Regions from separate parts of the Homo sapiens genome. Here regions 1 and 2 are each linked to region 3. The links are chromatin contacts, found by Hi-C or POLR2A ChIA-PET in ENCODE. All regions are on one chromosome and are shown on one strand. Each heading gives the region's core, a stretch centred on a gene start or an enhancer-like site at or near the end of the contact. The rest is flanking DNA. Distances are from core to core; before and after follow the strand shown.

Region 1 (2,700 bases), core at 153-2,652, 200 kb after region 3:
CTCTGAAGTACTTGCTAAAACTTGCACATTATTTTTTATAAACTGCCTTTAAGTAATTTCAAAGTTTGTAAACTGGAATAATATTAATTTTCTGATTCATGTTTATTCAAACAAGATAAATGTACATGAATTACAGTTAAAAGTTTTCCCTATTATGTTTCCCAGTTTATTCTAACTATCCATTCTAATTCACTGTGAAAAATGTAATCCATTTGGAAAATTAACTGAAGAACTAAGATTGTTATTTAGGTAATACGAGGCAAGGCAAGATTGTTCTTTCCTCACTTTCCTTTCCCCAAATAATACACATACACACACAACTTCACACACCTAGGTATTTTTGTATCTATTGCTTCAGTTCTTTTCCGTGTGTATATAACTTTTTAAAAAGAAAAATGCAGTTATAATTATCTTTGTATATTGTTATACTTTGAGTCATGCCTTGCGATAGTTTTCTAGTTTCTCAAATGGAGTTGTTCTTTCCTTTTCTTATGCCAAGCTTTTATGTTCTTTTCTTTCTTCTAAAGTCATGCTTTGGCTGTGTTTTTACTCCCTGTCTCAAGCAAGTCCTTTTCTTCCAATCCAGCTGTAGTTTTTCTCTGAGTTTTCAGTTGAGTTGAAGATAGAAAAGTAACTGTCTGTATTACAAATACTTTTCCTATAAATCATTGTATGGGGACAAGACAGGAAGGGTCAGTGGGCTGAGAGAAGTCAATTTTATATTCTCTTCAAAATAATATATTACTTACTCAGCTATAACACAACTTTAAGTAAGCCACCACTCAGAACTCTAGTTTATTTCAGAACAGTTTCTTTATACTGGAAAGCTTTCTTCGTTAAAGGATTTTGAATAAGGTGAGAGGCAATTCAAATCTTTTAAAATTCAAGTTAAATGTACTTCGTTAGAGGTTAAGAAACATTTTCTGGAATTATGAGCAATTTCCAGCTAGAGTTCCACAAAAGAAAGCTTAAGTTAAATTCATGTTACTCTCCATAACAGAATTCCACAGTGACTGAAATGGTTGTTAAATATCGTAAGGAGAGTTTTAAAAGGGTTGAGGAGACGGGATTTGAGTAGAGAGGAAAACGGGAAAACTCTTATCTTCTCACTGTGCTCTTACATCCTCCCCCGCCACACACACACACAAAATTGCATCACAGAGGGAAAAGTTCATGTTGAAAGTCTCTTTTAGTGGTGAACAGAATAGCATGCATGAAGTAGCACAGTTGAGTGAACTGTGTGTGGCACTGGACTGGAATTTTCTCAGTGAAAGGGCTTATGTTCTTAAAGAGCTGAAAAATGGCTTAAATTTTCTGGTAGCCTAGAATAAAATTGCACAGGAGGCTCATGTGAAATGTAGCATGTGTGAACAGTCTTGCAGCAGAGTTCCATTTGAAATGTAGCAACACAGCTGGAGCTGTGACTCATCACACTAATATCCACTGTTAACAGACAGACCCTGTCTAATAAAGCCTGTACTTTCTCACATTGTAAGGATTTTTTAGGCTGCTGTGATAGTATGATATGTTCCCAAAACTTGGACAGGCCACTTGTATTTAACATTTGTTGAATACCTGGCATATTCGAGGCATTTTTCTGCATTTAGTTTTTACACCTGTTTGGTGTTATTTACCCCATTTTACAGGTGATGAATCTGAGATCACACATCTGGCCTGATATTCAGCAGGCGCCACTAGCTGCTGTTAGTCAGTGCCTGTTCTGATTGTTTGATAAAGATGAAGGGACACAAAAATTTCCAGTAGTAAGATAGACATTTACAATAGTTCGTGTCAGTTGGCATCAATCTTCTCAAAAAATGTAGAGAGAGGATTTTTTTAAAGAAAAGATTAGTGAAAATTTGGAATGCAGCTATTTGAGAAAATGTGACAGGGAGTCAATAAGTGAAAATAAAATGACCTCCCAGTTTCAATTACTAAAATCCTGCCCACAAATCCAGCTGCTGCCCTAGCTCCCAGATGTTGAATGGCCTGATGACTTCCTGAACATTGGCTCCATTTTCTTGTCAGGATTCCAAGGGACTTCCCTAAGGACAGATAATAACCTGCCTGAAACTGAGTCCTTCTTGATGACCTGCCATGATGGATCTCATTACTTTTGGGCTAGCCCTTCCCACATTGAGACACTTTTCAACTTTCAACTTAAGTACTTAAGTACTGTGACAAACAGATTTTTCAAACAATTGAGAGATGTGTGTGTGTGTGTATGCATGTTTCTGTGTGTTCCATTTGTTCCAACGATGCTAAGTGAAATAACCAGAGTGACTAAAATAAAATATTAAAATTTCATTCTACTATAATTCTTTAACTTTCTTCTTTTTTAAATGTTTGAGTGCTACTATTCTAAATCCATTTGTATACTGGCTGTGTGATCTTCACAAGTTACTTATCCTCTCTCAGTTTCCTCATCTATAAAATGTGTTGCTGTGAAGATTAAATGAGTTCACATATATGAAGCACTAAGAACCATGCCTGACATATGGTAAGTGCTGTAGTAAGTGTTAGCTATTGTTTTAGCATTATTATCATTATCATTAGTGAACCTATAGAAAATGAGCTATTCAGTGGAAGGCCTGCTGAATAAGTGTATACAAAATATTAAAATGTCCTATGTGGTTCCTCAAGGTCTCAAACAAAATTATCAGAAGCTGATTGCACATGCATAGTGTTGAGGTTTATCCG
Region 2 (2,700 bases), core at 72-2,571, 130 kb before region 3:
ATGTTTATCTGCCCCATCCACCACATCATCTCCACCAGGCAGCTAAATAATTAAAATGATAATTTTCTTTTTTTATTTTATTTTTATTTTATTTTTTGAGATGGAGTCTTACTCTGTTGTCCAGGCTGGAGTGCAGTGGCGCGATCTTGGCTCACTGCAACCTCTGCCTCCCGAGTTCAAGCGTTCAAGCAATTCTCATCCTTCAGCCTCCCTGAGTAGCTGGGATTACAGGCACCCGCCACCACACCCAGCTAATTTTTGTATTTTTAGTAGAGACAGGGCTTCGCCATGTTGGCAGTGGCTTTAAGTGACAGGAAAAAAAAATCTAATTCAATCTTGCTTAAGCAACAAGAGAAATTTATTTGTTCAGGCAATTGAAAAGCTTAGGAGTAGGCTAACTTCAAGTGTGACTTGATTTAGGGACTTGAGTGTTGTTATCGAGATCCTTGATGCCTAGTTTTGCCTTTCCTTCTTTTAACTTCGGACTCCAGGGACACATATTCCCAGATGCAAGTTGAGAGGAAAACTCTATGTTTCTTCCTGGTGATTCTCACCAAAGTCCCAGAATTCATTCTTAATGGATCAATTTGAGGCAAGTGCATATTTGTGAGTTAATAACTATAATTCAGGGAGCAACAGTGCTATTGACTGGCCAGTCTTGGATCATAAGCTCCAATCCTGGAGTTGGGAAGAGAGGCCATCTAATCACGCAGTCTGATAGATGATGAAACATGGTCCCCCAAAGCAAGTTCTGGCACTGTTTCCAAATAAAGGGAGGATGAATGTTGGGCAGTATGATCTTCTCAACTCTAAGTAAAGACACAAAGCATCACAACCTGCTCTCAAGGTGGGCTTACATTTGGCACCAGGAAAATGAGGCCATGTTGAAAGAATATAAAAATCAGGTCTTATGCTTCAGTTGCATGCTTTAATGTCTAGGTGTATTTTAAATATTTCAGCAATATTTGCTGTTCCAAATCAATTCCTTCTCTTGAATTTCCCAATTCTGTAAATAAAAACACCACTCTCCTAACTTCTTAGGCTCAAATGATCCAAGGCCAGGCCTGTGGTGAAGAATGAGGTGAGGCACTTGCCTAAGATGCAAAATTTAGAGTGAACTCAGTGTGGTTGGCTAAAAATCAGCACATTCTCCCACCAGATAGCCACATCCTGATTCCTGGAACCTGTGAATGTTACCTTCTATGACAAGGCATTTGCAGATATGATTAAATTGAACGTCTTGAGATGGGGAGATTATCCTGGAGGAAGAGGGCAGGCCCCTACATGCAATCACAAGTGTCACGATAAGAGTGAGTCAGGAAAGCTTTCATTCTATTTTGTAGAATGGAGGCTACCTCAATTCATTAAAAAAAAAAAAAGTGAGTCAGAGAGAAACTTTACACAGACAGAAGAGGAGAAAGTAATGTGACCACAGCGACAGAGATTGAAGTGATGGAGGAATGCTGACAGCCACCAGAAGCTGGGAGAGGCAAGGAAAGCATCCTCTCCTAGAGCCTTCCAAGGGAGCGTGGCCCTGCCAACACCTTGATTTCAGACTTCTGGCATCCAGAATTGTGACACAGAATCCATTGCTGCTGTTTTAACCCACTAAATTTGTAACAATTTGTTAAAGCAGTCACTGGAAATGAATACACTCAGTAATCGCGATAAATATTTTAATGCAATTTTTTCATTATTTATTTTTGTAACTTTTATTTTAAGTTCAGGGATACATGTGCAGGATGTGCAGGTTTGGTACATAGGTAAACATGTGCCATGGGGGTTTGTTATACAGATTATTTCATCACCCAGGTATTAAGTCTAGTAGCTATAATTTTTCCTGATCCTCTCCCTCCTCCCACTCTCCACCCTCCGATAGGCCCCAGTGTGTGTTGTTCCTCTCTATGTATTCATGTGTTCTCATCATTTATCTTTCACTTATACTTTAGAACATGTGGTCTTTGGTTTTCTGTTCCTGCATTCGTTTGCTAAGGATAATGTACAATATTTATTTTCAAAAGTCAAAATTAATGCAAAAAATCCATGATGAACAAAATAGCAAAATTTTAAATGAAGACAGACTATCTCAAAGTAATTCTTTTTAAAAATAATGTTGACTTTTATTATAGATTAAGGGGTACATGTGCAAGTTTGTTATATGTGTATATTGAATGATGCTGAGGTTTGGAGTGCAAGTGATCCCATTCCCCATAGTACACAATAGGTGGTTTTTCAGTCCATGTCCCCACCCTCCCTACCCCATCTGTCTCCTGGTTTCCAGTGTCTCCCACTGTTTCCAGTGTCTCCTGTTCCCATCTTTATGTCTACGTGTATTTCATTGAAAATATACAGTATTTGGTTTTCTGCTCTTGCATGAATTCACTTAAGATAATGGCTTCCAGCTCCATCCATGTTGCTGCAAAGAACATAATTTTGTTCTTTTGTTTGGCTGTGTAGTATTCTATGGTATATATGTACCACATTTTCATTATCCAATCCACTGTTGAAGGGTACCTAGGTTGATTCTGTGTCTTTGCTGTTGTGAATAGTGCTGCAGTGAACATATAAGTGTATGTGTCTTTTTGATAGAATGAATTCTTTTCCTGCGGGTATGTATCTAGTAGTGGGGTTGCTGGGTCAAATGGTAGTTCTGTCGCAAGTTCTTTTCTCAAAGTAATTCTTAATTTTGTTTGCTTCCTT
Region 3 (2,700 bases), core at 45-2,544:
CTGTATCCAACAGCATAGCTATAGAACATTTCCATTATTGCAAAAAGTTCTATTAGATAGGGCTAGTAAGACTCCTAACTGAGACCCCTGGAGCTCTTCACCCATCTCTGACTCTACTAGTTATTAATTGTATGACTGGGTGAATCACTCAACTTCACATGTGCGAGCTGTTCCCTCTGCCTGAAGCACTCTTCCTGCCTGTGGTATCCTAGTTAATTACTTCTCATCTTTTAAGTCTCAGCCCAATCATTATATCCCCAACTAGGTCAAGGCCTTTCATAGTACCTTGTCCAATTCCTTGTCAAGGTTGACATTTTATGTATTTTTATGTGACTACTTGATTAATATCTGTCTCTCAGATCAAATTGTTAAGTTTGGAAGGACAGGAGCATGTCTGGTTTTGTCCAGCATTGTATCTCCAATGCCTAGCAGAGTAAGTGGCATGTAGTGAGGGCACAATATTTATTGTACAAATCAATGAATAAGCCATCAGTGTCTTTGCCACAGCCACTGCAAGTGATTGGTGCTCTGCTGGACTGATACTCAGCTGAGACACTCAGGTAAGGTCACATATTTTTCACAGGATCGTCCTTTCAATTGCTCTCAATGTTCATTACCTTTCCTTTTTGCTTATGTTAAATATTCCTAACAGCACTCCTGCTGGTTCACCAGCACGGTTAAGACTTTCAAAGTGAATAAATTGACCGTGCCAGTTGAACATTCACAAAGTTGGAGATGAGCACAGCATTCCATTTAGGCTTTGAAACAGACACTATTAACCTTTGTATCTAGAAGCCACTCATCCAAACTCTTCATCAAGTCAGAAACCTGACACTGATATCCTGAATGGTTTTCTGGAAACTCCCTACTTCCAGGGTTTAACATCCAGCCCCACTCTCAGGATTATATATGGGAAGTTAGAAAACATATACGTCAATGCTCAAAAATTCTATTAATAGCCACATTTCTTCCAAGTGCCCCAGAGGTTTGCAACTGTCTGAGCAATCCTGAACATCATCCTAAGTCTCTTGTTTTAGTGGAAACTACAGGAAATGGGGGTAGTTCCAGCTGAATGTCCCCTCAAGTGTTCAGGTCTGCACATACCACAACCGCTGAGTACAGGCAGACCAAAACAGCAACAGAAAGGTCCGCCCACTTGAGCTCCTGTGAGCCTTCACGTCTGAGTTCATGTGGCTCTCACTCAGAAGCGGAAGTGGAAAACCAAATAAAGTCAACTCCATGGAGGTCCTGGGGACTTAACACTGAGCAGCCACACGAATACCAGAGTGATGCATCATGATTCATGTTATTACAATAAATGCCTAAGAAAGAAATAAGGATTTGGCACTTAGTATAAAGCATTGGCAAGACAGCTCAAAGTTTTCTGCCTGTTGTAAAGCATAGCCTGGGACATTTTCTTTCATTGAGCAATATGCATTAGCAATGTTATCTAGGGTAGTAAAGGAGTTACTCATAAAGCTTTATTAAGTGATGTCAAGACTCCTTCCTCCCTGCGTTCTTTTCTTCTCTGGGACAGGCTATAGAAAAGACATTAAGTTTTTATTTTCATTTTTTTCCCAGTGTGTCTATGCCAGCCTGATATTAGAGGATGAAACACATACCTAAAGGATTAACAATCTAGAAATCACCTTTCCCAAAGTGATTCACATTGGGAAAGAAGTGCTGAAAAGCAAAACAGGTACCCTCTTGACTTAATACTGTTCATATTAACAGAATAGGCTCTGTAAAATACAGAAACAAGTCACGTCAGAGAGCATTCTTTACAGCAACATTTAGGGAATAATGGGGAAAAAACGAACTCCAGCTAGTTCTCTAGGTCTTCATGAGCAATGGAAAGGGTGTGATGCCTCACCAGGAAAGGGTTTTTTTTTACTTAGAAAAACAAAATAATTAAACTTTCATCTCCACGGTGGCTCAGCCAGCTGGTGGTGGCCCAGCAAACACATCCATGCTGGTGCATTTATGATGGACATATCATTGCTGCCAAATCAACTGTGTGATGACTTGTGTCACTCTTCAAGGCAGCTGACATACATAGGGAAGGTGTAGGCTATTTATCTTATACACAGAGTGAACACCTCCCTTGTGGATGGCCTGATGGGGTGTATTCTTGGTTTAGAATCAAAGACTTGAAAGGGACCTTGGGAAAAATTCATCTTCTTTTCTCCCTTCTAATGTGAGAGTTGCCTAGACAGCATCTCCCACAGTTTTGCCGATCTACATTCTCAATCAACATGAGTCAGAGGAGAGATCAAGGAGAAGAGGAACATATTTGGAGGGCAATGGCTGTCCACTGCAAAGAAAGGCCTTCCACCTTCTCTCCCCAGGGTTCCCCACTTCCTCATGGTCTTGCCTGCTTCTAGGTTTTTGCATGTGCGGTTCTTTCTACTTAAGACCCACTCCACCTCCAATTCATCAACATCCTTGCCTGGCTAATTCCTACTTTCCTTGTAGGCCATCCCTTCTGCCAAGAAGCCCTCTCTGACTTGGCAAGATTAGTTCAGGTGCTGCCACTCCTCTGACTCTTCCCACTAGGGTGACCAACTGTCTGTTTGCTTGGGACAGAAAGACTTCCTGGAATGTGGGCTTTTAGTGTTAAAATCAAGATAGTCCTGGACAAATCAGAACAGTCACCCCACCTCCCGTGTTCCCTGTGCTTACCTTCCTCAGACTTAGCAT

What was found. A loop is a pair of places that touch in the nucleus more often than their neighbours do. ChIA-PET counts read pairs that join two places held with the same protein, here RNA polymerase II (POLR2A). Pooled maps may share reads with other maps.
Region 1: a loop to region 3 is called in a map of chondrocyte, with 2.6 times the contacts of the local background. The contact joins two enhancer-like sites. A Hi-C loop is called at or near these places in 3 of 168 maps with a recorded cell type or tissue (Calu3, IMR-90 and chondrocyte) and 2 of 50 pooled maps. POLR2A ChIA-PET finds 5 or more read pairs at or near these places in 3 of 52 experiments (AG04450, BJ and activated CD8-positive, alpha-beta memory T cell).
Region 2: a loop to region 3 is called in a map of mammary epithelial cell, with 2.9 times the contacts of the local background. The contact joins two enhancer-like sites. A Hi-C loop is called at or near these places in 1 of 168 maps with a recorded cell type or tissue (mammary epithelial cell). POLR2A ChIA-PET finds 5 or more read pairs at or near these places in 1 of 52 experiments (activated naive CD4-positive, alpha-beta T cell).

What each region holds. Positions count from the first base shown.
Region 1 is chr12:65,334,058-65,336,757 of GRCh38, reverse strand. All of the region lies in intron 4 of MSRB3 (methionine sulfoxide reductase B3), which reads right to left. Among named protein-coding and RNA genes, the nearest start is that of MSRB3, 57 kb to the right of the region's middle. Within about 2 kb of position 1,402, at least 6 of the 41 ENCODE cell types and tissues checked have a DNase peak (open chromatin) inside an H3K27ac peak, as active enhancers do.
Region 2 is chr12:65,669,597-65,672,296 of GRCh38, reverse strand. No RefSeq gene overlaps it. Among named protein-coding and RNA genes, the nearest start is that of MSRB3-AS1, 29 kb to the right of the region's middle. Within about 2 kb of position 1,321, at least 2 of the 41 ENCODE cell types and tissues checked have a DNase peak (open chromatin) inside an H3K27ac peak, as active enhancers do; they include mammary epithelial cell, where a contact is called at or near this core.
Region 3 is chr12:65,535,690-65,538,389 of GRCh38, reverse strand. All of the region lies in intron 2 of MSRB3-AS1 (MSRB3 antisense RNA 1), which reads left to right. Among named protein-coding and RNA genes, the nearest start is that of LINC02454, 66 kb to the left of the region's middle. RefSeq lists an enhancer at 910-2,109. Within about 2 kb of position 1,294, at least 9 of the 41 ENCODE cell types and tissues checked have a DNase peak (open chromatin) inside an H3K27ac peak, as active enhancers do; they include mammary epithelial cell, where a contact is called at or near this core.